Linked DNA regions of Homo sapiens: all the other regions are linked to region 7. A link is a loop called in an ENCODE intact Hi-C map of the cell type or tissue named here. Cell type or tissue: mammary epithelial cell. All regions are shown on one strand.

What was found. Hi-C counts contacts between places; a loop is a spot of excess contacts. Peaks named below come from ENCODE experiments on the same cell type or tissue, not always from the same donor. Only the 100,000 strongest peaks of a DNase experiment are listed, where the experiment ranks them.
Region 1: it touches region 7 in a loop (10-fold over the local background); 10 of 110 quality-filtered maps call a loop at or near these places.
Region 2: it touches region 7 in a loop (5-fold over the local background); 19 of 110 quality-filtered maps call a loop at or near these places.
Region 3: it touches region 7 in a loop (10-fold over the local background); 77 of 110 quality-filtered maps call a loop at or near these places.
Region 4: a loop joins it to region 7, with 6 times the contacts of the local background. A loop is called at or near these places in 30 of 110 quality-filtered maps.
Region 5: it touches region 7 in a loop (6-fold over the local background); 12 of 110 quality-filtered maps call a loop at or near these places.
Region 6: it touches region 7 in a loop (7-fold over the local background); 3 of 110 quality-filtered maps call a loop at or near these places.

What each region holds. Positions count from the first base shown.
Region 1 is chr16:68,900,227-68,904,226 of GRCh38, forward strand. TANGO6 (transport and golgi organization 6 homolog) reads left to right here. Exons shown (of 18, transcript NM_024562.2): 8 at 208-320; 9 at 2,102-2,278. Among named protein-coding and RNA genes, the nearest start is that of TANGO6, 59 kb to the left of the region's middle. In mammary epithelial cell, a CTCF peak has its summit at 2,348 (motif pointing right); a DNase peak (open chromatin) is centred at 2,355.
Region 2 is chr16:68,588,284-68,592,283 of GRCh38, forward strand. No RefSeq gene overlaps it. Among named protein-coding and RNA genes, the nearest start is that of ZFP90, 51 kb to the left of the region's middle. In mammary epithelial cell, a CTCF peak has its summit at 2,380 (motif pointing right); a DNase peak (open chromatin) is centred at 2,438.
Region 3 is chr16:69,122,633-69,126,632 of GRCh38, forward strand. All of the region lies in intron 1 of DERPC (DERPC proline and glycine rich nuclear protein), which reads right to left. The region is part of intron 1 of CHTF8 (chromosome transmission fidelity factor 8); the gene reads right to left. Among named protein-coding and RNA genes, the nearest start is that of CHTF8, 8.0 kb to the right of the region's middle. In mammary epithelial cell, a CTCF peak has its summit at 1,545 (motif pointing left); a DNase peak (open chromatin) is centred at 1,519.
Region 4 is chr16:68,705,291-68,709,290 of GRCh38, forward strand. It overlaps a transcript of CDH3 not described here. Among named protein-coding and RNA genes, the nearest start is that of CDH1, 30 kb to the right of the region's middle. RefSeq lists enhancers at 1,742-2,299, 2,504-2,648, a silencer at 2,136-2,430 and a cis regulatory region at 2,576. In mammary epithelial cell, a CTCF peak has its summit at 2,394; a DNase peak (open chromatin) is centred at 2,241; H3K4me3 peaks cover 268 bases; H3K27ac peaks cover 2,188 bases.
Region 5 is chr16:69,103,556-69,107,555 of GRCh38, forward strand. It overlaps HAS3 (hyaluronan synthase 3), which reads left to right and starts at 2,098. Exons shown (of 4, transcript NM_001199280.2): 1 at 2,098-2,232. RefSeq lists an enhancer at 1,763-2,311 and a silencer at 2,445-2,724. In mammary epithelial cell, CTCF peaks have their summits at 2,030 and 3,485; DNase peaks (open chromatin) are centred at 2,036 and 2,656; H3K4me3 peaks cover 2,267 bases.
Region 6 is chr16:68,642,469-68,646,468 of GRCh38, forward strand. CDH3 (cadherin 3) reads left to right here and starts at 2,842. Exons shown (of 16, transcript NM_001793.6): 1 at 2,842-2,956; 2 at 3,168-3,282. The coding sequence starts at 2,912. CDH3-AS1 (CDH3 antisense RNA 1) reads right to left here and starts at 3,733. Exons shown (of 2, transcript NR_186394.1): 1 at 3,512-3,733; 2 at 1,780-3,272. RefSeq lists an enhancer at 2,822-3,346. In mammary epithelial cell, a CTCF peak has its summit at 2,478; DNase peaks (open chromatin) are centred at 113 and 2,783; H3K4me3 peaks cover 2,664 bases; H3K27ac peaks cover 3,501 bases.
Region 7 is chr16:68,527,112-68,531,111 of GRCh38, forward strand. No RefSeq gene overlaps it. Among named protein-coding and RNA genes, the nearest start is that of ZFP90, 10 kb to the right of the region's middle. RefSeq lists enhancers at 2,866-2,925, 3,396-3,455. In mammary epithelial cell, a CTCF peak has its summit at 1,692 (motif pointing right); DNase peaks (open chromatin) are centred at 1,740 and 2,960; H3K4me3 peaks cover 1,583 bases; H3K27ac peaks cover 1,305 bases.

The DNA.
Region 1 (4,000 bases), 370 kb after region 7:
TGCTCCAGTTCACTGTCTTGTTTCAGCCTGTCTGCCAAACTCAAATTGTTTCATTGCCATATCTGAGCACATCTTTGGAGCTAAAATGGTGTGATTCGGATGAGATATTGCTTAAGACGCTGAGCCCTGCTAGGTGTTTGGTGTGTGATTCCCGTTGCTCTGGCCAGGCAGTCATGGGATTATTCTTCACCATTTCCTTTTTTCTAGGTGTACGTGGTTGGGAATGAACCTTTAACAGTTTTGATGGATTCCCTGCTTCCAGTCCTGGGAGTGCTTTTTCTTCTCTACTGTTTTACTAAGCAGAGTGTGTCTCACATAAGGTAAACAATCAAGGGACCCTTATTTGTTTATAAATTGTGACGTCTTTTTTGCATGTTGTTTTTGTTCTTATTTTGAATTTATATTTGCCACTTTGAAATTATCATTTCCTTTCAAAGTCAGGAAAACACTGGGATCTTCCTATTTTGCTCATCTAGAAGAGAACAAGAATTTTGCAGATCACAGGGCATTGGATACAGTTTTTAGAATGACTTTCCTCAGCCTCTGTCCTAAATCTCAAAGACAAAATCTCTGTTTACATGTGTAAACATGCCACTTTTCGATCAGTGAGAAATACTGCAATTACATGTCTAGGAAGAAGGAAATAGGGGATGGATCATAATGACCTTGTGGGGAGTTAGAAAACACATTTGGGAAATCTAGATCTGAATGTGGCACTTTGTAATTTAGCCTAGGATTTGGTGTTGGTGATGCAGTGTGTTGTTTAGATAGAAGGGATTTCTTAGTCATCCAGAAAATACTCCTTTGTCGTAGAATTTAAGTAGGATTCATTTTGTATCAGCTCTATTTTCACAGTAATTTATGTTGTTTCTTCCTCCAGGTAAGAGTTATCTTATCTCAAGTCCTATAGAATTACGATTTTTGGTGTTTGGAGATCCTCACATGTAATCCAATATGCAATAATAGTACCTTCTTCACAGAGTTATTGTGAAGACTAAATATGCATTAATGTGTTTAGTACAGTCCCCGGCAAATAGTAAGCTCAATAAATGGTAGCTATCATTATCACCATTGCTAAGTGGTGAAGGAAAACACCATCTTTTGTACTATTCAAAGCTTACATAGTTCCCCTGGCTCTTCAGCTTGAGTCAGCACATCCTTGTATCCCACAGCTGCAATGGCAACGACAAGAGAGAATGCATTGGAAGAGGGAGGCTGTACATCTGTGAACTTGGTTTCAAGGGACAGTCCACAAAATAACTCTTGTTTTTGTTTTTTTTGAGACGGAGTCTCGCTCTGTTGCCCAGACTGGGGTGCAGTGGTGCGATCTCGGCTCACTGCAACCTCTGCCTCCTGAGTTCAGGCGATTCTCCTGCCTCAGCCTCCTGGGTAGCTGGGCTTATAGGCACCTTCCACCATGCCCGGCTAATTTTTGTAGTTTTAGTAGAGACAGTGTTTCACCATGTGGCCAGCCTGGTCTCGAACTCCTGACCTCAGGTGATCCACCCACCTCAGCCTCACAAAATGCTGGGATTACAGGCGTGAGCCACCGCACCTGGCCTCTTGTTTTTGTTTTAAAACTCAAGTCCTCACAGCACTGTCATGTTCTCATCAGAGACTGACAAGGAACATGTGAACGATGATTTAGTTCCTCTTCTAGTTGATTGGCACAGATGAAAGGGGTTGAGGAATCAGCAATATTTTGTTGGTATGCTGTTTCTTGGTCTCCAGCTGTTGGTCTTGCTGAGAGTAGATGATTTTTATCCGTGTATACTTTCTTTGACAGTGCCTGATGCAAAGGCAGTAGTACACTTGGAATTACCAAAAAAAAAAAAAAAAAAAATCACGTGGGGCTCATGTGGCAAATCAGGGTTGCTGCCAGAGCCAAGGATTAGTCAGTCACTCATTGAATTTCAGGATATTTGCATTCTGAAATTCACAAGAAGCATACTTTCCATTCCTGCATTTCAGTAGTACTAGGAGATTGTGCCAGCATTTAAAATGCAGTGGAACCTGACAGCCTTTCTTTCTTTTTTTATGTTAGCTTGTTAGATGCATGGAGTAAGATGACAAGCTCATTCATAACTGCTTTTTCTGCCAGGTCACTTTGCCAAGAAATCTTATTATGGATTCTGGGGAAGCTGGAAAGGAAGAAGGCAATTGCCAGCCTGAAAGGATTTGCAGGGTTGGACAAAGCTGTGCCCTCTCTCCATTCTCTGTGTCAGTTTAGAGTTGCCACTCAAGGTGGCATTATGATTACCATCAAAGAGGCCATTAGGTGAGTCCACCCATCCGTTACTGTTCTCTTCAGATTTAGTTCCGCCCAAAAGGCCATTCAGTGATTCAACCACTAAGGGGCGCTGATAGAAAAGAAACCAGAAACTCAAGTGGCTCAGGTGCCTGCTATTTATATTCTCTAAATGAAACGTGAGCCTTAAATAATCCTCCAGGTTTTTTCCTAAGATGCCTGCTAATAGTTGGTGCAATTTACTGGAGCCTCACAGCTCTGCATCACAACAAGCCCACTTACTCCACCATCTTTGCCAGTTAATCAGAGTAAAGGGCAGACACATGTTCACCCTTAACACCATAATAATCCAATTATCTTTCTGACTCTCAAAATGGTATATGTGTGTGTTTATAGTCAGACTTATTCCTGAGGGAAATTGTCTAATAGCTATCTTTTATGGTAATTTTATGATGGAAATTTGTTTCTCATAGGGATTGATTAGAAAGTGCTTAATAAATATTAGTGGAATGGATCATTTATTTCTCCAGCATCTCACAATTGCATATTTTAAATTATTTCCACTTTCTGGATGATCTAATGTTATTACCTCAGAACGTAAATTCCTGTTGGTCATAGTCCATGTAACATTCATGGGTGACTGCTATCCTGTTTGGATTTCACATCACATTCAAAGTGCTGCTGTTTGTTGAAGTGTTGAAATATAATTATATATTCATGGTTAACTTGGTAAAGTTGTAAAACACCCCTTCAGTTTGATGGACTTGAGGAAAATAGAAAAACACATAGATTGCAAACAGAATTATCAGTACAAACGCAAGCTGCTATTCTGCCCAGCAACAGTTATCAAGAAGATGTTTTTGGCCAGGCACGGTGGCTCACACCTGTAATCCCAGCACTTTAGGAGGCTGAGGCGGGTGGATCACCTGAGGTTAGGAGTTTGAGACCAGCCTGGCCAACATGGTGAAACCCCATCTCTATTAAAAATACAAAAATTAGCCAGGCATGGTAGTGCATGCCTGTAGGCCTAGCTACTTGTGAGGCTGAGGCAAAAGAATTGCTTGAATCAGGAGGTGGAAGTTACAGTGAGCTGGGATCGTACCACTGCACTCCAGCCTGGGCAACAGGGCGAGACCATCTCAAAAAAAAAAAAAAAAAAAAGAAGGACCAGGCGTGGTGGCTCACACCTGTAATCCCAGCACTTTGGGAGGCCGAGGTGGGTAGATCACTTGAGGTCAGGAGTTCAAGACCAGCCTGGCCAACATGGTGAAACCCCATCTCTACTAAAAATATAAAAATTAGCCGGTTGTGGTGGCTGGCGCCTGTAGTCACAGCTACTCAGGAGGCTGAGGCAGGACTGTCACTCGAACCCAGGAGATGAAGGTTGCAGTAAGCCAAGATTGCGCCACTGCACTTCAGCCTAGGTGACAGAGTGAGACTCTGTCTCAAAAAAAAAAAAAGAAGTTTATTTAAAGAAACTCTATAAGAGCAGCTTGGATTTTATATCTTTAGATCCAGAGTTTTTACTTTTCTGGAATTAAATATAATTGTTTGGAATTTACTCTTTATTGTTGAATTTTAAAGCGTGACTAAAGTAGTGCTTCTTAAGATAATTGTCATGTGTTTTTGTTTTGTTTTGTTTTGTTTTTTGGTGCTGAGTGTTGCTCTGTCGCTCAGACTGGAGTGCAATGGCATGATCTTGGCTCACTGCAACCTCTGCCTCCTGGGTTCAAGCAATTCTCTTGTCTCAGC
Region 2 (4,000 bases), 61 kb after region 7:
TTCTGCATTCTTCACGTAGTTCTCGAGCCTTGGTTTTCAGCTCCATCAGCTCCTTTAAGCACTTCTCTGTATTGGTTATTCTAGTTATACATTCTTCTAAATTTTTTTCAAAGTTTTCAACTTCTTTGCCTTTGGTTTGAATGTCCTCCCGTAGCTCAGAGTAATTTGATCGTCTGAAGCCTTCTTCTCTCAGCTCGTCAAAATCATTCTCCATCCAGCTTTGTTCTGTTGCTGGTGAGGAACTGCGTTCCTTTGGAGGAGGAGAGGCGCTCTGCGTTTTAGAGTTTCCAGTTTTTCTGTTCTGTTTTTCCCCCATCTTTGTGGTTTTATCTACTTTTGGTCTTTGATGATGGTGATGTACAGATGGGTTTTCGGTGTAGATGTCCTTTCTGGTTGTTAGTTTTCCTTCTAACAGACAGGACCCTCAGCTGCAGGTCTGTTGGAATACCCTGCCGTGTGAGGTGTCAGTGTGCCCCTGCTGGGGGGTGCCTCCCAGTTAGGCTGCTCGGGGGTCAGGGGTCAGGGACCCACTTGAGGAGGCAGTCTGCCCATTCTCAGATCTCCAGCTGCGTGCTGGGAGAACCACTGCTCTCTTCAAAGCTGTCAGACAGGGACACTTAAGTCTGCAGAGGTTACTGCTGTCTTTTTGTTTGTCTGTGCCCTGCCCCCAGAGGTGGAGCCTACAGAGGCAGGCAGGCCTCCTTGAGCTGTGGTGGGCTCCACCCAGTTCGAGCTTCCCTGCTGCTTTGTTTACCTAAGCAAGCCTGGGCAATGGCGGGCGCCCCTCCCCCAGCCTCGTTGCCGCCTTGCAGTTTGATCTCAGACTGCTGTGCTAGCAATCAGCGAGATTCCGTGGGCGTAGGACCCTCTGAGCCAGGTGTGGGATATAGTCTCGTGGTGCGCCGTTTCTTAAGTCGGTCTGAAAAGCGCAATATTCGGGTGGGAGTGACCCGATTTTCCAGGTGCGTCCGTCACCCCTTTCTTTGACTCGGAAAGGGAACTCCCTGACCCCTTGCGCTTCCCAGGTGAGGCAATGCCTCGCCCTGCTTCGGCTCGCGCACGGTGCGCACACACACTGGCCTGCGCCCACTGTCTGGCACTCCCTAGTGAGATGAACCCGGTACCTCAGATGGAAATGCAGAAATCACCCGTCTTCTGCGTCACTCACGCTGGGAGCTGTAGACCGGAGCTGTTCCTATTCGGCCATCTTGGCTCCTCCCTCGCATTTTTCATTTTTCAATTCAACAGCATTGTTTGTCGTCTTTCTCCCTCCCTGCACGCTGAGGTCTTAGTTCAGGGTCTTGCACTTAGTAGGTGTTCAATAAACATTTATAAACGGAATAAACAGACAATCCCAGCATTGCTCAATACTATTCCAGTCAATACTCCTTGCTCTCTGAGTGACCTGGGACAAAACCTTCTTTTTTTAGAGACAGGGTCTCACTCTTGTCACCCAGGCTGGGGTGCAGTGGCGTAATCACGGCTCACTGCAGCCTCGACCTCCCCAGGCTCAAGTGATTCTCCTAGCTCAGCCTCCCAAGTAGCTGGGACTACAGGTACTGCCACCACTCCTGGCTAATTTTTTATTTTTTATAGAGACGAGGGTCTCACTATATTGCCCAGGTTGGTCTCAAACTTTTGGGCTCAAGCCATCCTTCTGCCTCAGCCTCTGAGTAGCTAGGACTATAGATGCGAGCCACCATGTCCAGCAAATTTCTTAAGCTCTCTGTACTTAAGTTTCCTCAACGGTAAAATGGCCGTCTTAATAGAATGTAACCTGTAGGGCTGTTGCAGATTAAATGGGTTAATATGTTGCACTATGTGTGGCCCATGGTCAGCACTATAGATGTGTCTTGCTATTATTTTGTTATCATCATCACATGTGGAAAGTAAACAAACAAAAAACAGGTGTACTGTCGTGGGCCATGCATTGGACCTGGAGTTAGAAGGTGCAACTCTAGCTGTGCAGTCTTTGCTAGTTAAAACACAGGCCCCAGGCCAGGTGAGGTGGCTCACACGTGGGATCCCAGGACTTTGGGAGGCCAAGGCAGGAGGATCCCTTGAGGCCAGGAGTTCAAGACCAGCCTGGGCAATCTGCATTCCCTTTCTGAGCCTGAGTTTTTCTGTAAAATGGGGGCTACCATAATCTCACCTATTAAAGCTGATGTGAGGATTAAGTGAGTTAATAGCTACAGAGCACCTGCACCTGCACCGTGCTCAGCTCATAGTAGTTGCTTTTTACAATGTGCTAACCCAAGGTGAACAGGCTAGGATTCTGCGGGCGCTGGCCTGCCAGGAGCTCTCCCGGGAGCCTCCAGGAGCGAGGGTTGCAGGACCCCTTCCACCTCCCTGCTGGGCGCCGCGTGCTTGCCTGGTGGCCACCGGGGGGCGGTGATGCGCCGTGAAGGGCTCCCAGGACTGCAGAGCTCGTAGCCGCCCGGCCGCAGGAAGCCTGCAAGAGGCGAGCTTGTTTGGCTTCCTCTCCTTTTCTTCCTTCTTTTCTCCCTTCCCTCCTTTAAACGACGCTGGAATTTCTCCTTCTCTGATGAGATACCTGCTCTTGGCGACGTCCATCCACAGGTCACAGGTCCTGTATGCAAGAAGAAGAGATATGGGGCACCCGGCAACAGCAGGGATCAGGTTGAGCATCAGAAATAATGAGACCTGGCTGGGCACGCTGGCTCACGCCTGTAATCCTAACACTTTGGAGGCCGAGGCGGGTGGATCACCTGAGGTCAGGAGTTTGAGACTAGCCTGGCCAACATGGCGAAACCCTGTCTTTGCCAAAAAATACAAAAATTAGCTGGGCGTGGTGGCAGGTGGGTGTAATCTCAGCTACTCAGGAGGCTGAGGCAGGAGAATCCCCACTTCACTCCAGACTGGCCGAAAGAGTGAAACTCCATCTCTAAATAAATAAATTAAATAAATAAATAAAACAACGAGACCTGCAAATCCACACATCCGAGGGGCCCGTGGTGGGATGCAGGAGCAGCCGGCATCCCCACGAGCAAAGCATTAGTTTTTCCTCGCAGCTAATTATTTTGAAAAACTTCATACCCACAGAAATGCTTTAAAATTGTACAGTCAACAAACACCTTTATTTCTCCCATTTGGATTCATCAGTTGTCAACACATTTTGCCACGCATTTCATTGTATTTTTATTTTCTTGACTGCACCATTTGAGAGTTACTTGGAGACATCCTGACACTTCATCCCTGAATACTTCAGCCTGTATCTCTGTAGGCAACCGCAATGCCATTATCACACTTAAAAAGCTCAACCTTGATATAACGCTATTATCTCACCGATACATACTCAAATGTCCCGTTGTCTCATTTATATCCTGTGTAGCTGTGGTTTTATTTGTGATCCAAGAGCCAATCAATGTTCACATCATTTTTTCTTTCATGACATTTTTAAAGAATCCAGGCAGTTGTCTTGTAAAAGGTCCCACAATTGGAATTTGTCCTGTTTATTATTCATGGTTATATTCAGGCAAGTCGTTTTGGTAACCATATTACATAGGCCTTGTTATCTATTTCCCATTATATCATATCAGGAGGCCCATTGGGTAGGTTTGTGCTATTTTGTGACGCTAAGTTTGATCACTGGGCTATCTGTGACAGTTTCCTGTCCTTCCTTCTATCCAACCCCGCCACCCAAAAAAAAAAAAACCAAACCAAATCTGACATCACAAGAAGCAACAAGCTACATCTAAGATGTGGGACAAATAGCCCAATAAACCCAGGGTCACCCAGGCCTCCCTGCTGCCTTTCAAAAAACCTGGGCACATTCCTGCCACAGGAACTTTGCACTTGCTATTCCTGACACGCGTAATGTTCCCCATGAAGAGCATGGTTTCCTCCCTCATCCTCAAGTCTTTGTTCAAATATCAGCTTTTCAGCAAGACCTTCATTAACTAGTCTAGCCCCCAGTATGGTTTGGCTGTGTCCCCACCCAAATCTCATCTTGAATTGTAGCTCCCATAATTTCCATGTG
Region 3 (4,000 bases), 600 kb after region 7:
CAGGTTCAAGTGATTCTCGTGCTTCAGCCTCCCGAGCAGCTGGGATTACAGGCACACAACCACCATGCCTGGCTAATTTTTGTATTTTTAGTAGAGACGAGGTTTCTTCATGTTGGCCAGGCTGGTCTCGAACTCCTGACTTCAGGTTGGCCACCCACTTTGGCCTCCCAAAGTGCTGGGATTACAGGCGTGAACCACCGCACCTGGCTTAATTTTTGTTATTTTTAGTAGAGATGGGGTTTCACCATGTTAGCCAGGCTGGTCTCAAACTCCTGACCTCAGGTGATCCACCCACCTCAGCCTCCCAAAGTGCTGGGATTACAGGCATTAGCCACCACACCCGGCCTTGATCTCTTGACCTCATGATCCGCCCACCTTGGCCTCTCAAAGTGCTGGGATTATAGGCTTGAGCCACTGCACCCGGCCTCTTACTTTTTTCTTCTTTTGAGACAGGGTCTCACTCTGCTGCCCAAGATGGAGTGAGCAAAATCATAGCTCACTGAGGCCTTTACTGCCCGGGCTTAAGTGATCCTCCTACCTCAGCTTCTCAAAGTGTTGGGATTACAGATGTGAGGCACTGTGCCCAGCCTAGGGTAGTCTATTTCCTACTCTGCATGTTTCTTAAAAAAGCCTATGGAGTTTCTTAAGATTTTACTTTTTTCTTTGGTAATGATGTAAGCTTCAAGTCTACCTCCTTGGTTATCAAGGTTCAAAGGGTCTCCCTTTAAAAATAAAGCCAAGGGGGCCAGGCGCGGTGTCTCAGGCCTGTGTTCCCAGCACTTTGGGAGGCTGAGGCGGTGGGTCACTTGATGTCAGGAGTTCGAGACCACCCTGGCCAACACGGTGAAACCCAGTCTCTACTAAAAATACAAAAATTAGCTGGGTGTGGTGGCAGGCACCCATAATCCCAGCTATTCGGCAGGCTGAGGTAAGAGAATCACTTGAACCCTGGGAGGCAAAGGTTACGGTGAGCCAAGATTGCTCCACCCTGGGCGACAGAGTGAGACTGTCTCAAAAAATCAATCAATCAATCAATAAATCCAAGGGAACTGAGAAAGTCCTCCAACATCTTTAGTGAATGGTAAGCTGACTTCTGATGTGATTCTTATCAAAAGCTTTCACCACCTTTCACTTAGATATGAAAATATCTTAGATAATTAGATAACAGACTTTGGCCGGGAGCAGTAGCTCACGCCTGCAATTCCAGAACTTTGGGAGACCAAAGTGGGTGGATCACCTGAGGTCAGGAGTTTGAGACCAGCCTGGCCAACATGATGAAACCCCATCTCTACTAAAAAAAAAAAAAAAAAAAAAACAAAAAATTAGCTGGGTGTGGTGGCGCACGCCTGCAGTTCCAGCTACTTGGGAGGCTGAGGCATGAGACTCAGTGGAACCTGGGAGATAAAGGTTGCAGTGAGCTGAGATCACACCACTGCACTCCAGTCTACACAGAAGAGCAAGACTCTGTCTCAAAGGGGAAAAAAAAAAAAAGGATAATATGCTTTCATTTTATACAACAGCAGCACCACCTGGTGGCAAACTTGGAGTACTTTGTAAGAACTGGACATTTTTGCCTAAAGACAATTGGCTTCACTTTCTGTGATGCATAGATTCATGGGGGGCTGATAGGATCGGGGATAAAACTACAGCTTCTGGCTAAGTACTGTCAATGTATTATGCAGTTTAGTGGAAGGTTATTAGTTCAATGTTTACCACCTGTAGTATGGAAAGTTAATAGGTATTATAATTGTGCTCAAGCTTAGCAAACACCCGATTAAAATGTTAAACAGATTTTTTTTTTGTTTTTTTGAGATGGACTCTCACTCTGTTGCCCAGGCTGGAGTGCAGTGGCATGATCTCGGCTCACCACAACCTTCACCTTCCAGCTTCAAGTGATTCTCTTGCCTCAGCCTCCTGAGTAGCTGGGATTACAGGCGCCCGCCACCACGCCAGGCTGGTCTCGAACTTCTGACCTGAGGTGATCCACCCGCCTCAGCCTCCCAAAGTACTGTGTTTACAGGAGTGAGCCACCACCCCCAGCCGATTTCTTTAAGAGACAGGTCTTACTATGTTGCCCAGGTTGGTTCCAAACTCCTGAGCTCCAGGGATCCTCCCACATCAGCCTCCCAAAGTGGTGGGATTACAGGCGTGAGACACTGTGCAAGCTTGAGATTTCTTTACTGGTATGTTAATCTTCCTTTTGGATCTGCAGCCTTATAGTATGACTCTACTCCTAGAGCACCAAACACTTTGGGAACATGAAATTGGTCAACTCACTAGACTTTTTTTGAGACAGAGTTTCGCTCCTGTTGCCCAGGCTGGAGTGCAATGGCGCGATCTCGGCTCACCGCAACCTCCACCTCCCGAATTCAAGCAATTCTCATGCCTCAGCCTCCCGAGTAGCTAGGATTATAGGCATGTGCCACCATGCCCGGCTAATTTTGTATTTTTAATAGAGACGGGGCTTCTCCATGTTGGTCAGGCTGGTCTCGAACTCCCAACCTCAGGTGATACGCCCGCGTTGCCCTCCAAAAGTACTGAGATTACAGGCTTGAGTCATTGCGCCCGGCCAACTCACTAGACTTTTTAAATTCAAATATAAGTAGCAGCTAACATGTTTTGAATTTTTACTGTGGAATTTTTACTGTGCATATATATTGGTGGTTTCTCATTCAACCATCATCACAAGTCTATGATATAGGTATTTATTCCTATTTTGCAGATCAGGCTACTGAGGCACACACAGATGAAGTCACTTGCTTGTATGTTGGACACACACAGCTGCTATGTGACAGAGTAGAAATCTGGGCCATCTGACTATCTACACTCATAATCACTACACAATTCTGCCTTCCCAAAGGAAAAAAAGTATTAATGAGAACGAAAAAGAATCAAGGCATCAGGCAGGCATGGAGTATATGCAATAGCTGGTCAGAAGGGCAATATGGAATCAAGAGAGCATCCTTGAATTGAGTCAGACCTTCTGCACCAGCACAGATTGTGGGACCACTGGAAAAGGGGTAATACCCAAGCTCAGAACCCAAACATTTCCAAAAGAGGCCCCACCACTACTCTCAACAGAACTAAAAGCACTTTAAAAATCCTTTTATAAGGTTTCTTGAAGAAGGATAACAATTTAAAATCAGAAGGCCTAAATTTAGCTCTCCTGCCTGTAAGTGTGGACCTCTTTACTGTGTAGTCAAGAACAAGTCACTTTGTGACTATGACACCTAGATTATGTCCTATGAAACTATTGCAAAGACCAAATATAACATCTGCTGAGGTGCTTTAAAGACCCCAAGTTCTATTGAGATGAACTAAGTTTTTTGAGACAGTGAGATAAGAAAATCAGCATTCTGACCCATAATTTTGACAATTTAAGGAATGGTACATTTTAGCCACGAATCAAAAAAAGGCTCAATAATGCACACAGAGAAGGGGCTCTTGCAAATATGCTTTTGAAGATGATGTAGTATATTTTCCTGGATGGGTACAAGTGACAGTAAAATACAGGTGGTTTTAGAGAAGCAATAAGGTGTTCACATAGGTACACGGTATATTCTAGGAAGATCAAGGCAGGGAAGGAGACAGAGCCTACTTCCTGACAACCAAAATCAATCGTTAAGCACTGTGACCATGTGCTTGAGAAAAATGCCGAAATATTTTCAGTGCATTCTCCATTTCCTGGACAGTCTCCTGTTCTGAACAGGAATTCAGAACAATGGTGTCGAAAACACATTTGGTTGCTGGGATGGCACAGCTGTACTTGCATACCAATCCCCCATGCCTCAATAACAATGCACACCTTTACACACTGATGCAGGAGGCTCTGCCTGTGTACATCTATGGCATTACCAGACATCTAGCAATGCTCCTGCAAATAGTTCTGTGGCCCACAGGCCTCAGCATCTTACCACCATGCTCAGTCAGGCTGGTAAAAACTTGTCTTATCCTAGAACTATTGGGATGCTGCAGATGTATGTAGAAATGAAGTTCGAGC
Region 4 (4,000 bases), 180 kb after region 7:
CTCTGTAGCCCTGAAGCACAAAAGCCACAGCATTCCCAGCCACTTCTGGGGTCCCCTTGAGTATGTGGCATCATCTAAGGCTTTTTTATTCATTCGTTTAACAACTTCATTGAGCACCTGTTCTGTGCAAGACACTGGTTTTTTTTTGGAGATACAGTCTCGCTCTATCCCCCAGGCTGGAGTGCAGTGACGCGATCTTGGCTCACTGCAAACCTCCACCTCCCGAGTTCAAGTGATCCTCCTGCCTCAGCCTCCCGAGTAGCTGGGATTACAGGCGCATGCCACCATGCCTGGCTAACTTTTGTATTTTTAGTAGAGACGGAGTTTCACTATGTTGGCCAGGTTGGTCTTGAATTCCTGACCTCAGGTGATCCACCTGCCTCGGCCTCCCAAACTGCTGGGATTACAGGCGTGAGCCGCCGTGCCCAGCCCCAAGACACTGTTCTTGGTGCTAGGGTTATAGCAATGCAGAAAACAGTAAAAAAGCCCAGTGAGCCGGGCGCGGTGGCTCACGCCTGTAATCCCAGCACTTTGGGAGGCCAAGGCAGGTGGATCACGAGGTCAAGAGATCGAGACCATTCTGGCCAACACGGTGAAACCCCATCTCTACTAAAAATACAAAACATTAGCGCGGCGTGGTGGCACGTGCCTGTAGTCCCAGCTACTCGGGAGGCTGAGGCAGGAGAATGGCATGAACCTGGGAGGCAGAGCTTGCAGTGAGCCGAGATCATGCCACTGCACTCCAGCCTGGGGAACAGAGCAAGACTCCGTCTCAAAAAAAAAAAAAAAAAAAGAGCCCAGCACTAACATGGGGGCTGCAGGTAGATATATGTGTAGGGCCCACATACCAAATGTGTCAAGATCGACATCACAAACTCCTAAGTAAAAGATACTCTATCTTTCTACTTGGACAGGTGTATCCTCACAGTGATTGGGAGAGCCAGATTTAAATCTGAATTCACAGACACCTAGAATACTGGGCTAGAGTGTGCCTCCGTGGGGAGGGTGAGTCCCAGCCCAGGAGCAGCGGCCAGTGCCCTGCTCTACCCAGCCCAAGCACCATCCAGCACCACCAGGCTCCTTGTGTGGCACCCCAACCCATGTGTCCCAGCTCCCTCCACTGTCCCCCAGCACAGCATTCCATTGACCACCCCATGGGCCTTGGAGTACACACCTGGGCTGTGCTGGCTGCCTGGGGACAGAACTGGGGAAGGCCTGAGGGACAAAGATGCTGGTTCTAGTAGTCACATTTCCTTTTTTTTTTTTTTTTTTTTTTTTTTGAGACAGAGTCTCACTCTGTTGCCTAGGCTGGAGTGCAGTGGTGTAATCTTGGCTCACAGCAATCTCCGCCTCCCAGGTTCAAGCGATTCTCGTGCCTCAGCCTCCTGAGTAGCTGGGACTACAGGTGCACAACACCACACCCAGCTAATCTTTGTATTTTTTGGTAGAGATAGGATTTCGCCATGTTGGTCAGGCTGGTCTCGAACTCTTGACCTCAAATGATCCGCCTGCCTCAGCCTCACAAAGTTCTGGGATTACAGGCGTGAGCCACTGTGCCCGGCCAGTAGTCACATTTCCTTAGCTCTATGAGGAGGGGCAGAAGGGCAGGGTAGAGGCCCTTGCTGCCCAGTCTAAGGGAGTTTTCAATGAGAAACAGTCCATAAACAAGACAAATCAGTAAAATACGTGGTCTAGTAAAAGTGAAGCATGGAGGAAAATGGAGCTGGGATGGGGCCTAGGGAGGAAGGGCCTGGGGGTAGGGCTCAGTTCTAGGAGCCAGGGAAGGCACTGCTGGGAAGGTGGCATTTGGACAAAGACTGGAGGCTATCAGGGAGCAAGTATGCAGTGTCCTGTCTACATAAAAGGAATGGCAAGGGCTAAGGGTTTAGCAGGTTTCAGCAGGGTTTAGCAGGGAGGCCAGTGTGGCTGGAGCAGAGGGACGGGTTGAGATGGGTCGAGAGTGTGTGCAGAGATGAGGTTGGACAGGTAAGGAGCGGGGGGCCAAGGCGCCCAGTCCTGGGTGTCCTCCTTCACGCCTGGGCTGGAGGCTGAGTTCAGGGCAAGGCCCAGTCCCAGGAGCCCTGAAAAAGGCCTGACTCAGCTCCATCCCGGGGCTGGCAGAACCTGGTTCCTCCTCTGCTGTATCCTCAGTCCCTGAGGATGCGGCAGGGCCTGTCGGGGCCTGTGGGCAGCTGCAGAGCTGGCAGGCGGGAGCTAGGAGATTCCTCTCTCGGGGAACCGGGGAGCCTGTCTGAGAGCGCCCTGTAGTCTGGTAGGGCGGTGGCTAAGACAGCAGCCCCTAAAGGCTGCAGATGTGGGAGTGACTCACCACCCTGGCCTCTCAGTGGGCTGAAAGGAGACCCCTAGGAGGCGATGGTGGAAAAGCACTCAGTGTTTAGCGCTGAGCCTGCAGTGCAGTTGGGGATCGCCAGGTGGTCACTGCCAGCCTTGTCCTCGCTTGGTATTAGGCCCTCTCCAAGTTAGAGGTGGGGTGGGAAGCCACCCCTGCATTCCCTGTACCCACTGCCCAGCAAGCGGCAGGGGTGTGGCGGGCCGGGGAGGAATCTGAGAGGGGCGGGGCGGGTCAGGAATGCCTGGGCTCCGTTCCAACTTCTGTCCCCACTGTTGTCCATCCGGTAAACCACGGCCAGCCCACAGCTGACAGGGCAGGGCGCTGAGACCTCTGTGTGTCCTCCAGGAACCTGACGACCCAGGCACTCCAGGAAGACGATGCCCACTAATTACAAGAATGATAGACTGGGCGCAGTGACTCAAGACTGTAATCTCAGCAGTTTGGGAGGCCGAGGCGGGCCGGTCACTTGAGGCCAGGAGTTCAAAACCAGCCTGGCCAACAAGGTGAAAACCCATGTCTACTAAAAATACAAAAGATAGTGGGGCATGGTAGAGGGCGCCTGTAACCCTAGCTACTCCGGAGGCTGAAGCAGGAGAATCCTTGAACCTGGGAGGTGGAGGTTGCAGCAAGTCGAGATCCCACCACTGCAGTCCAGCCTGGGTGACGAGCAAAATTCCATCTCAAAAAAAAAAAAAAGATAATTAGTAGGACTTGAACAAATTAAGCAGTTACCATGTGCCAGGTAAAACGCTGAAGTTTCACTCCAAATCAAACCACGTTTCCTCAGAGCCTCTGCACTTGCTGTGCCCTCTGCCTGGCATGCCATTCCCCTAGATTTCTCTCGGCTCCCTCACGTCCTTCAGGCATCACCCACATGTCAGCCTGTCAGAGATGCCAGCCCTGAAGGGGACTGCATCCTCCTTAGAATTGCAGCCCTGCACCCCCCAATGCTTTATCTTTTCTGTCTTTCTTTCTTTTCTTTTCTTTCTTTCTTTTTCTTTTTTTTTTTCTTTTTTTTGAGACCGAGTCTCGCTCTGTCGCCCAGGCTGGAGTACAGCGGCATGATCTCAGCTCACTGAAACCTCCACCTCCCGGGTTCAGGCGATTCTCCTGCCTCAGCCTCCTGAGTAGCTGGGATTACAGGCACCTGCCACCACACCTGGCTAATTTTTGTATTTTAGTAGAGACGGGGTTTTACCATGTTGGTTAGGCTGATCTCAATCTCCTGACCTCAGGTGATCCACCCACCTCGGCCTCCCAAAGTGCTGGGATTACAGGTGTGAGCTACCATGCTGGCAGATTTTTGTATTTTTTAATTAGGTACTGGGTTTCACTATGTTGACCAGACTGGTCTCAAACTCCTGAACTCAGGTGATCTGCCCACCTCAGCCTCCCAAAGTGCTGGGAGTACAGGTGTGAGCCACTGCACCCAGCCTATTTGTTGTTTTTCTGGGACAAGGTCTCACTCCATCTACTAGGCTGAGTGCAGTGGTATAATCACAGTTCACTGCAGCCTTGACCTCCTGGATTCAAGCAATCCTCCCACCTCAGCCTGCTGAATAGCTGGGACTACAGGTGTGTACCACCACCCCCAGCTGATTTTTTGTTTTTGGTAAGGAAGGGGTCTCACTGTGTTGCCCAGGCTGG
Region 5 (4,000 bases), 580 kb after region 7:
TGGATAATTTTTTGTATTTTTAGTAGAGACAGGGTTTCACCATGTTGGCCAGGCTGGTCTCAAACTCCCGACCTCAGGTGATCCACCCGCCTCAGCCTCCCAAAGTGCTGGGATTACAGGTGTGAGCCACCACACCCGGCCAGGCAGTTTTCTTTTATTCAAACACTGATCCTTGAACTTGCTGTCACTGAGTGCTCTAGAGGGATGGCCATGTAGAACCCGTGGCATGGGCAAAGGATGCTGCTGTCTGGTTTACTAACACTTGCTGAGCGCTTACCCTCAGCCAATCTCTTCAAACTTCCTATCAGTCCGCCTAGCAATCCCATCTGTGGGATGAAGACACTGGGGCTTACTGGCAGACTCTAGAGCCCTCCCCTCCACCAACCTAAGGCTTCTTCTCCATCTTTGTGTAAGTAGGAATGGCTCTGGTAGGGCCCCTCAGGCCATCTGAAGTTCAAAACACATTGGCAGCTGGGCTGGATAGCATGCCTATAGGACTAGCTCCTAGGGAGGCTGAGGCGGAAGGGCTGCTGGAGTCCAGGAATTTGTTTTTGAGACAGCGTCTTGTTCTGTTACCCAGGCTGGAGTGTAGTGGTTCGATCATAGCTCACTGTTGCCTTGACCTCCTGGGCTCAAGCAATTCTCCTGCCTCAGCCTCCCTAGTAGCTGGGACTACAGGCACACTCCACCATGCCTGGCTAATGTTTTTTTTTTTTTTCTTTTCTTTTCTTTTTCTTTTTTTTTTTATTTTTATTTTTTGAGATGGAGTCTCACTCTGTCGCCCAGGCTGGAGTACAGTGGCATAATCTTGGCCCACTGCAACCTCTGTCTCCTGGGTTTAAGCGATTCTTCTGCCTCAACCTTCCCAGTGGCTGGGACTACAGGCACGTGCCACCATGCCTGGCTAATTTTTGTATTTTTTAGTAGAGATAGGGTTTCACCATATTAGCCAGGCTGGTCTCTAACTTCTGACCTCGTGATCCGCCCACCTCGGCCTCCCAGAGTGTTGGGATTACAGGCGTGAGCCTGCACCCGGCCCTGGCTAATTTTTTAATTTTAATTTTTGTAGAGACGGGGGAAGTCTCGCTTTGTTGCCCAGGCTGGTCTTGAACTCCTGGCCTCAAGCGATCCTCCATCTTCAGCCTCCCAAAGTGCTGGGACTACAGGTGTGAGCCACTGTGCCTGGCCAATAATGTAAGATGGGATTGTGTGGAGTAGGTGTGCCTGGGGTCTTTGCTTGCCTGCGGGGACTGAGGTGTGAGGTCTGTGGCCCAGACTGAGCAATGGTGGGCAGGCAAGTCCCTGAGCCCCTAAAACTTGCGAGAGGAGAAGTTTATAGACTGCAGCTCAGGTGCCTATAAATTTGTTGCAGCTTGGGAAGAAGTGATAGAAATTATATCAGGTGTATTTGGAAAACAGGTAAACTCTGTTTTTTGGTTTTTTTTTTTTTTTTTTTTTTTTTTTTTTTTGGAGACGGAGTCTCGCTCTGCTGCCCAAGCTGGAGTGCAGTGGTGCGATTTCAGCTCACTGCAACCTCCACCTGCGGGGTTCAAGCGATTCTCCTGCCTCAGCCTCCCGAGTAGCTGGGATTACGGGCATGGTGCCCGTAACGCCGAAAGTGCTGAGATTACAGGCTTGAGCCACGGCGCCCGGCCACTCATTTTTTAAAAACTAGTTATTAATTATAATTTCTCTTCAAGTTTTCCTGAGATGTAAAAACTCATCGCCTTCAGCTGGTTCTAAACTTCTTGTCTCTGCTAACAACTCTCCCCCCTCCTCGATCTCACCCCACCCCAGTGCACCCCAACTCACTTCATCTCACTTTACTCGAGTCTAGCACTATCTTTTAGGGACCTGAAAACTACTGTCGATAAGGTCAGTTGGGAATTTAGGAGGTCATGGATGTCGGAAATAAAGGTGTGAAAAAGAAGAGGAGGAATTGTTTTGGCTTTAAGACACCGGAACCTCCAAGGTTCCTACAAAACCGTTTGCAGCTTTTGCAAACCGCCTTAAAGTCATCAGCGCCCCACTGCGGAATTCAAAGCTAAGCTGTCACAATTGTTAACACCTTCTTTGACCAGCCTTTTTACATTTGACAATTCTCTTCAGCGCCTCTTTCCTGCCAGCAGGAAGGTTTTGCTGCCTTGGCTTTCGGGAGCCCCCTAGACAGCGAACTGCCCCTTCGCGTGCAGAAGTCGGGGAAGAGTGCTCTCAGCTCGCCTTCCTTGCAGGGTGAGTAGGTTTTGCGGGTTAGAGAGCGGGGCGTGGGGGCGGGGAGGGAGAGTAACAATTTTGGAAGTCCCTGCGTGGTATCTGGAAAGTTAACGACGCTTCAGGTTCTAGGTTGAGCCCAATGACCGTCTTGCCTTGGCAGCTGGTCCCAGGGCGATTGCAGAGCCGCGTGGCCTTCGGCCCCACTCGGGGGACCCAGCTTCGGAGAGGGCGCAGGGGCTGCGAGTCTTGCGAGCCGGAGCCGCGTCCACCCGGGACTAGGCGTCCCCGCCGAGCGCTGGCTTGTGGCGCTCCCTGGGACCGCGCGGGGTCGGGGGTGCGCCCGCGGGGGCCCTCCCACTCTGGTCAACTTTCCCGGCCCCAGGGCCGGGGGAGGCGCCTCTCCTGGCGGGCACGCGCCGGGTACTTAAGGGCGGCTCGGCTGGGCAGGCGGCAGTCGGAGCGCGCGGCGGCGCGGAGCGGAGCGGGAGGAGGGGCATGGAGCCGCCGCGGGCCTGCTGAGCTCCGGAGCGCGGCAGCCGGCGGCACGGTGAGCGCGGGCCGGCCGGCACCCAGGAGGGGAGGGCCGCGCGGGGCTGCGCCGAGGCCGGGGCGCGCCGGGTGGCAGGGGTGCCTCTCGCCGAGCCCCCCGCACCCGGCCAGCTCCCAGCCCTGCGGGCGCCGCGTCCGGCGCGGGGAGGCGGGTTGGGGGCGGCGGCAGCCCCGGGCTTCCCGGCGGCCGTTCCTGCAGCCCCCTCCCCACTGACCCCTCCTCCCTTTCTTCCTGCATCCTCTCCTCTTCCAGCCTCGCCTCCCTCCTCCCCGGCGGCTCCTGTTTTGTGAATGAATTAGGAGGCGGACGCCGGTGCGGGGCTCCAGGCTGGCTGGGGTACCCCTCCCCCGCACCTTCTACGACCTCCCGGGGGTTTGCACCTGTCCGGGCACCAAGGTACCAGGCGCCCACGTTCCTGCGGGTTAGCCGGGCCGCGGCAGCACGTGTCCGGGGGAGTGGGCTCCCCTCCCCTGGCCGGCCTGGAGGGGCCCGGAGGGCGGCCGGGCACAAGAGGAGGAGCCCCGTTGGGCGCACAAGTTTCCATGCCGCTGCGTGTGGCCCTGCCGCGGGGCGCACCTGTCAGCGGGAGAGACGCTGCACACCAGCAGCCCCTCAAAGTTTCGGAGGCTTGATGGAGAAGCGTGCGTCCTTGACTGGGGGTTCTCCTTCCGTAGTCCTGGGAGCCGGACTTGAGAGCGCCCCCAACCTTGTGCCCTTGAAAGCCGAGTGCGCGTTAGTTTGCCTGGGCTGGGCTCCCGTGGATGAGCGAAGGGCATGAGGAGGCGGCGGTCCAGGCTGTAGGATCACCCCACAGCCTCTGCCGGCTTGGGGTGACACAGCCCCCCGCCCCAGGTCTGGGCAGGAGAACCTCGACCACAGCCTGCACCAGCGCCTGATTGCACGTGGGGTATCTGGCTGAGGGACATTTTGGGGGCCTCTATTTGGGGGTGGGGGTAGTAACCTGGGTAATGCCTCTAATTCCTGCGGGGGAGGGGTCCCGCCCAGGGAAGGAGAGGGCCGGCTACACCGGGGATGCGCCTTTGTCTACAGGCACACTTTGCCAAGGTAGCTGGGGTACCAGGAAGAGCAGGGCCTGGTCCGACTGGGATCCCTTGGGTTTTCCGTTCCTTCCCGGTTGGGTCGTGGGAAAGCGGCACGTGGGTGTGGCCGGCGCCGCCTTTGCCAAGAGGCGAGGCTCGAGCGGGGATGAGAAGCGTGGCGAGTGCGTTCGCGGCT
Region 6 (4,000 bases), 120 kb after region 7:
ACATCGCCGGCTGTCAGCAAATGTTTTTGAAATGAATGAATGAGTGAATGACCGACAAGGGGAGCTAAGGGGAAGGCAGCGGTGCGGTCCGCGTCGCAGGCAGAAGAGCTGACTCTCCAATCTCCGCTCCTCTCTCCGCCCCCGTCCGGAATGCTGAGTGCCCGAGAAGGAGGCGGAAATGAGCGCGCTCAACAGCCCACCAGCCGGGTGTTTACTTAATTAGGGCCTGCATCCCGAGGCTCGTTTGTGTTTAACCGTCCGCCTAATGGCTTCGTCTGGCTCCGGGCGGGCGCGGGGGAACCTGCGAGGCGAGCGTAGGCCTGGCCACCCTGTCCCGCCGGGGGCCCACTCCATTGCGCCGCGCGGGTGCGCGTAGACCTGACCTCCCCTCGGGCATAAAAAGCGCCCTGCGGGAGATCCAGGCCGGGAGGGCGCGGAGCTCAGCGAGCAGCCCCAGGCTTTCCCAACCGCGTGGTCCACCCCCAGCCTCAGTCCCAGCCCCAGCTGCTGGGCTCACCCGCCGGCTAAGGGAATGCTCCCGAGATACCAGATGCCAGTTGCTCGTTGTACCCTCAGCCATGAAATTGGAGGATTACAACGCTTCTCATTCTCTTAATTCAGGGGATGTGGGGATGCTAGAAAGAGAGACGGCTCGCCAGACATCTGAGAGCAATAATACCAGGCAGCATTTGGGCACTTGCTGTGTGCCAGATATGATGTTTAGCGTTTTAAACCTTCTAATTTATTTAATACTCATCTATGAGAGGGTAAAATACTAAGATCATAACAGCCCCATTTGACAGATGCAGAACTGAGGCCCAGGGGGTTTATTTTACTTCCCCGAGGCTTCAGCGCTACTAAGGGGTGGGACCTGGATTTGAACCCAGGTGGGGCCGGCCTTAAGGGCCCATGCTAGGCCTGAGAGAGCAAGACCCCCACCCTCGCAACGCAAGCAATCCATGGCTTAGCCACAGGCCTGGCGGGGAGGAGGACGGATAGATTACCAGGTTAGCCCTGGAAGGTCAAAGAATCTGTCATTTAAAACTCCAGGCTGGGCCCCGTTTCTCACGCCTGTAATCCCAGCACTTTAGGAGGCCAAGGGAAGCGGATCACTTGAGGTCGGGAGTTCGAGACCAGCCTGGCCAATATAGCGAAATCCCGTCTCTACTAAAAATACAAAAATTAGCCTGGTGTGGTAGTGGGCGCCTGTAGTCCCAGCTACTCGGGAGGCTGAGGCAGGAGAGTCGCTTGAACCTGGGAGGCGGAGGTTGCAGTGAGCAGAGATGACGCCACCGTACTGGACGACAGTGAGACTCCATCTCAAAAAAACAAACAAAACAAAAAAACCTCTCCAGTCTCCAGTCCGTTCCTCAAACCCCTAAATCTGAGCTGGGGACGGGGAGGGAGAAGGACCAGGAGGTGGCATCCAGGGCTTCTCAAGGCAGCAGCAGAAGGTGAAGGAGGAGTGAGGGGACAGGTGAGAGAGACTGACCGGGAAAGCTCAGCTCCGTGGGGAAGGGCTTGTGGGGTAGTGATTGAGACTCAGGACCGTTTTCATGGCCAGAGCCCACTTGTGTGCAGCAAGAGGAAAGCACTTCGTGTCTAACGTAGTGGAATGAGAGTAACGTAGAAGAACAACGAATCCCAGGTCTGGCGTTTATCTCCTAGGAAGGGTGTGGGAGAGCTGTTTTCCAAGGGAGACTCTCTGGAGGCTGCTTTGCGCAGCAAGCAGTTTTTACCCAGATTATATACAGTATTTCAGACCAATTTCAAAACCTCTGCGTTTTAAAAATTGTCTTTATTTACATTTTACAGAAAGTTGAGAAAGTGTTATTTATATGGGGGGTAGGGGTGCTGGAGATTATGAGACTAATAACAACCCTCTTAGCTCGCACCCTTTGGCACCACTACAGCTTCCAAACTCTGGGACTTTCTCGACTAGCTTCCCTTTGTTTAGCTGTGAAATGGAAGAAGCGGTCCGGGTGTGGCGGCTCATGCCTGTAACCTGAGCACTCTGGGAGGCGGAGGATCGCTTGAGTCCAGAAGTTCAAGACCAGCTTGGGCAACATAGGGTGACCCTCCACCCTCCCCCCGCCCCACCACATCGCTACAAAAAATTTTTAAAAATTAGCCGGGTGTGGTGGCGCAAGCCTGTAGTCTCAGCGGGAGCTGAGGGAGGAGAATCGCTTCAGCCCGGGAGGTCGAGGCTGTAGTGAGCCGAGATCGCGCTACTGCACTCCTGGGCGACAGAGCGAGACCCTGTCTCCAAAAAAAAAAAAAAAAGAAAAAAGAGGAAGTTGTATCCAATTCAGAAACGCGGTCCTTCGGGACCTGCTAGTTTTATACCCCGGAGGATCCTCCCCGGCGGGCTGGCACGGGAGGTGGAGAAAGAGGCTTGGGCGGCCCCGCTGTAGCCGCGTGTGGGAGGACGCACGGGCCTGCTTCAAAGCTTTGGGATAACAGCGCCTCCGGGGGATAATGAATGCGGAGCCTCCGTTTTCAGTCGACTTCAGATGTGTCTCCACTTTTTTCCGCTGTAGCCGCAAGGCAAGGAAACATTTCTCTTCCCGTACTGAGGAGGCTGAGGAGTGCACTGGGTGTTCTTTTCTCCTCTAACCCAGAACTGCGAGACAGAGGCTGAGTCCCTGTAAAGAACAGCTCCAGAAAAGCCAGGAGAGCGCAGGAGGGCATCCGGGAGGCCAGGAGGGGTTCGCTGGGGCCTCAACCGCACCCACATCGGTCCCACCTGCGAGGGGGCGGGACCTCGTGGCGCTGGACCAATCAGCACCCACCTGCGCTCACCTGGCCTCCTCCCGCTGGCTCCCGGGGGCTGCGGTGCTCAAAGGGGCAAGAGCTGAGCGGAACACCGGCCCGCCGTCGCGGCAGCTGCTTCACCCCTCTCTCTGCAGCCATGGGGCTCCCTCGTGGACCTCTCGCGTCTCTCCTCCTTCTCCAGGTACTCCACAGCCTCGCCGTGGCCCCGACCGGGACCGCTCCCTGGGGGGCGGGCGGGGTCCGCATGGGGCAGTGGCGTCGGGGAGAGCGCGGGGCTGCGCTCCCTGGGGCCAAGGGAGTCCCGGAAGGCCCGTGAGGACCCTGCGGTGTGGGGAGTGCAGGGCCGGGCACGCCTGGACCCAGCCTCCTTCACTCTCTGCCCTCGGGCGCAGGTTTGCTGGCTGCAGTGCGCGGCCTCCGAGCCGTGCCGGGCGGTCTTCAGGGAGGCTGAAGTGACCTTGGAGGCGGGAGGCGCGGAGCAGGAGCCCGGCCAGGCGCTGGGGAAAGGTAAGATCCTCAGGGTGGAACCGCAGGGTAGGGGCCGCACGTGACCATTTTGGTGTGGACCGCGCGAGGGGTGTTCGGGCCGGGGCAAGGGACTCCTGGCGCCACCTCAGTTCCCGGGGAGGCGCAGAACGCGCCTCGGGGGCTGGGATTGGGGGTGGTGGCTGACGGAGAAGGCTGGGCAGCAGAGCGCCTATGACATCCAGCCCCTTGTCCGGTAGCCACTGCTTACCTTGACCCCCTCCTCCGAGATGCCGGATGGCTGAGCCCCTCACCCAGTCTCGACGTGGGAAGTTCTCCCCCGCTGGCCCCAGCAGAGGAATGCGCCGGCCACATTCTTCCCCCAACCCGCGCGCAGGTGTGGGGATGAGCCGTGCCCCGGGCAGCCCCCTTCGCCCCTCTCGGGCCCCCTTTGTGAACCGTGCTTTGTGTCTCCGACAGACAGACCGGGTCTGTTTCTTTTCTCCGAGCTTCCCTACCCCGCCCCCCTTCTTCCTCGGCAGCTGGAATGCACTCTTAACCCTGCTCTTCCCGGAGGGCCTGCGCCCTTGTAGCCTGCCTGGAAACTGGGCCCTGGCACACCTGGGCTGGGGCCATCACGTACGGGAACCACCCCGCCCCCAGCGTCTGGGGCCTGGGATGCTAGGTCACTGGGGGGAGTTTGAGGGGGACAGTGTCCCAAGCTGGCAGGCCTGGGGCTATGGGGGCGATGGACGGGAGA
Region 7 (4,000 bases):
CTCCAACTGCAGCCCCGGTGCGGGATCCACTGGGTGAAGCCAGCTGGGCTCCTGAGTCTGGTGGGGACTTGCAGAATCTTTATGTCTAGCTAAGGGATTGTAAATACACCAATCAGCACTCTGTATCTAGCTCACAGTTTAGTAAACACACCAATCAGCACCCTGTGTCTAGCTCAGGGTTTGTGAATGCACCAATCGGCACTCTGTGTCTAATTAATCTGGGGGGACTTGGAGAACCTTTATGTCTAGCTAAGGGATTGTAAATACACCAACCAGCACTCTGTATCTAGCTTAAGGTTTGTAAACACACCAATCAGCACCCTGTGTCTAGCTCAGGGTTTGTGAATGCACCAATCAGCACTCTGTATCTAGTTACCCTGGTGGGGACTGGGAGAATCTTTATGTCTAGCCAAGGGATTGTGAATGCACCAATCTGCACTCTGTATCTAGCTCAAGGTTTGTAAATGCACCAATCATTTCTCTGTGTCTAGCTCAGGGTTTGTAAATAAACCAATCAACACTCTGTATCTAGCTAATCTAGTGGGAATCTGGAGAACTTTTGTGTCTAGCTCAGGGATTGTAAATGCACCAATCAGCACCCTGTCAAAACGGACCAATCAGCTCTCTGTAAAACAGACCAATCGGCTCTCTGTAAAATGGACCAATCAGCAGGATGTGGGTGGGGCCAGATAAGAGAATAAAAGCAGGCTGCCCGAGAACCTAGCGGTAATTCTGCCGCATTCTCTTTCTTCCTGTAGGAGCTTTATTCTTTTTGCTGTTTGCAATTACTCTTGCTAGTGCTCACTTTTCAGGCTCATACTGTCTTTATGAGGTGCAACACTTTCCAGGGAAGTCTGCAGCTTCGGTTCTGAGGCCAGGAAGACTATGAACCCACCAGGAAGAACAAACAACTCCAGACGTGCGGCCTTAAGAGCTGTAACGTTCACTGCAAAGACCTGCAGCTTCATTCCTGAGCCAGCGAGACAACGAAACCACCAGAAGGAAGAATCTCTGAACACATCCGACCATCAGAAGGAACAAACTCCGGACACAACACTCACTGTGAGGGTCCACAGCTTCATTCTTGAAGTCAGTAAGACCAAGAACCCACCAATTCTGGACACAGGAGGGGGGAGATCCACATTACAACATACAAAATAGGTAAATGTACATATTGATTAATAGAAATGTACATATTCATTAATATAAAATTAGTTCCTAAATCTATTGGGTATAAGGAAACAACTTTCTAATGTAGTTAAGGTTTCAGTGTGGTGGCTTGCACACACACTGTTGGTTATCAGACCAGCGCCAGCCAGTCTTAACCACAGAGGGGCATGATAAGCTCTGGAGAAGAGAGATGCTGAGCCTTCAGGGTCAGAGGCAGGCCAGAAGGGACCTTGGAGGGCCCTTGAAGACAAAATCGCCAGAGGCTCAACTGTGACATGGGAGGGTATACAGCTCTGGGGACAGTGGCTTCTGGGATCCTGGATGACACTTGGTGTCAGAGTGGGCTTGGCAAGTTTCTTAAATTCTCTGAACCTGTTACCCCAGGTGTCAAATGGGGATGAGAATATCTATCTCACAGGTTGTTAAATTCAGTTGAGATAGTGTGAAGTGCCTCGCCTGGTCCCCTGCTGGTGTTGCTGCTTGGTTGGCTTTACAGCAGTAGTGCGTCGCAGAGGACGGCAGGTGGCGCTCGAGCCCAGCAGTTTTGAGATGCACGCCCCAGAAGGTCGAGGCAAAACAGGCGCCTGGTGTCAGTAGAGGAAAGGTAGCCGAGGTGCTGGGACACGCTTTCGCGAGGTCAAAAGCTAGTGGGCGCGCATTTCGGCCTCAAACGCTGCAGAGAGGGTCAGAAGCTACCCAGGTCCCACTTAGTGGTTCAGCCTTGTTTTCTTGTCAGGGGATCCCGGTTCCCTGTTGCTCTGGGAATCGCAGGTTCTCCAGCTTAATAGAAGCGGATCTGGCTATATTCGTTGAGTCCCATCTCTTCTCACCGTTTTCATGGAAACCAGAGGGTGGGGCACTTTATTGAACGTTTTAAGTTACTGGAAGTTGGATATCCAGAAGGCTGGACCCACGCCGGGTCGAGTGAGGAACTGGAGGTCCAATCCACGGGGATGTTAATGTGTTTTGTTTTGTTTGTTTTTTTGAGACAGGGTCTCTGTCACCCAGGCTGGAATGCTGTGGCACGACTATAGCTCACTGCAACCTCGATCTCCTGGATTCAAGCAATACTCCTGCCTCAGCCTCACAAGTAGCTGGGCCACCACGCCTGGCTAATTTTTGTTTGCTTCTGTTTTTGTTTTGTTTTTGTTGTTGTTTTGTTGTTGTAAAGACGGGGGTGGGGGGTGGTCTCACTGTGTTCCCCAGGCTGGTCTCAAACTCCTGGGCTCAAGCGATCCCCTGGCCTCGGCCTCTCAAAAAGTGTTGGGATTACAGGTGTGAGCCACCAAGCCCGGTCCCTTGTAGATGTTTTTCTTTTTGTTTTTTAATTTTTGTGGGTATACAGTAGGTGTATATATTTACGGGGTCTATGAGATGTTTTGATAGACATGCAACGTGAAATAAGCACATCATGGAGAATGGGATCCTCGTGGATATGAAAGATAGAGCAGGCAACAAGAAAGGCAGTTGACGTTAACGACGGGTCCCTGATGCTCTCCCAGGCTGGGTTAGGACTAGGTCCCGCTGAATGCCTCATCCTCCGCCCTCCAAGCCCAGGAGTGCCTTCTTGCCCACCGGGGCGCGGGGTTTGAAGAGGCTTTGAGGCACCACTTGGGCACGTGGAGACCTCTGCCAGTCTCTCTCGTCCCGCCCCTGCGTTCCCGGTTTCCAGGGGACTTGCGAGTCGGTCTTTTCTGCCTTCGAACTCTTGAGTAGCTAGCAGAACCCGGAGGAGCTCTCAGAACCCCAGGCCGTTGTCATGGAGAGAGCGCGCGCCCAACTACGTGGCTTGTGATTGGCTGGGAGGCACGCCCCCGCCCTCCCCTTCCAGCCCGTGGCTCGGCGACTTACAGGGAGGGAGAACATGGCTGCTGGCTTTTAGCACCTGGTGGGTTTCGCGCCTTGCAACTCGACAACTGCCGGGACGGAGTCTGGCTGCGCGACCCCCTGCGGCAGGTGCTGGGCGAGGCGCCTCCCCTGCAACTAGCCTGCCGCTTCCCTCCCGGCACCCCCGCCGCCAGCCCCGAGCGCGGACCTGGAGCGGAGAAGAGAGGTCGGTGCCTCCAACCCGGGGCCGCGGTCGAGGGGCGCGCGTCGTTGCTCTGGGACTCACTGTCGACCAACCCCCATTCCTCAGGGGCTCGGCTCCTTCCCCAAGGCTCAGGACGTAGAGCTTGGGCGGGGCCCCCTGCCCAGCAGCAGTCAGCGGAGCTGCACGAGTCAGACTCCACTTCTGGTGCACCTGGTACCTTGGTGCGCTGGGCTGAGGGCTTAGGGGTGGTTCTGGTTGGGGTGGCGTTTTGGATCTGTGAGCAGGAGCCGATGAATTCCCCCGAGTGTGTGTGTTCGTGTGTGTCTCCGTCTGTGCAGAAATCCGAGCCAACCACTAGAGCTCTGTGAATGGGGAGAGCTTCACTCTCCAAAATATCCAGTTGGTCCCCTCTCCCATAGCAACTCCAGGTTTTATAAATAAAAATTTTTGAGACCGGGTGCGATGGCTCACGCCTGTAATCCCAGCACCCTGGGAGGAGAGGCGGGTGGGTCACTTGAGCCCAAGTTGGAGTACAATAAAGCCAAAAGTGTAAACAACCCACATGCCCACCAACTGATGAGTGACTAGACAGAATGTGATATGTCCGTATAATCATATTATTCAGTAATACAAAGGAATGCGTTGGTGATATGGGTTACAACATGTATGAACCTCAGAAGCACTACTGTTATAGGAAAGTGGTCCCTATCCAGACCCCAAGAGAGGGCTCTTGGCTGTCTAGCAAGAATTTAGGGCGAGGTCCACAGTGCAAAGCAAAAGCAAGTTTATTAAGAAAGT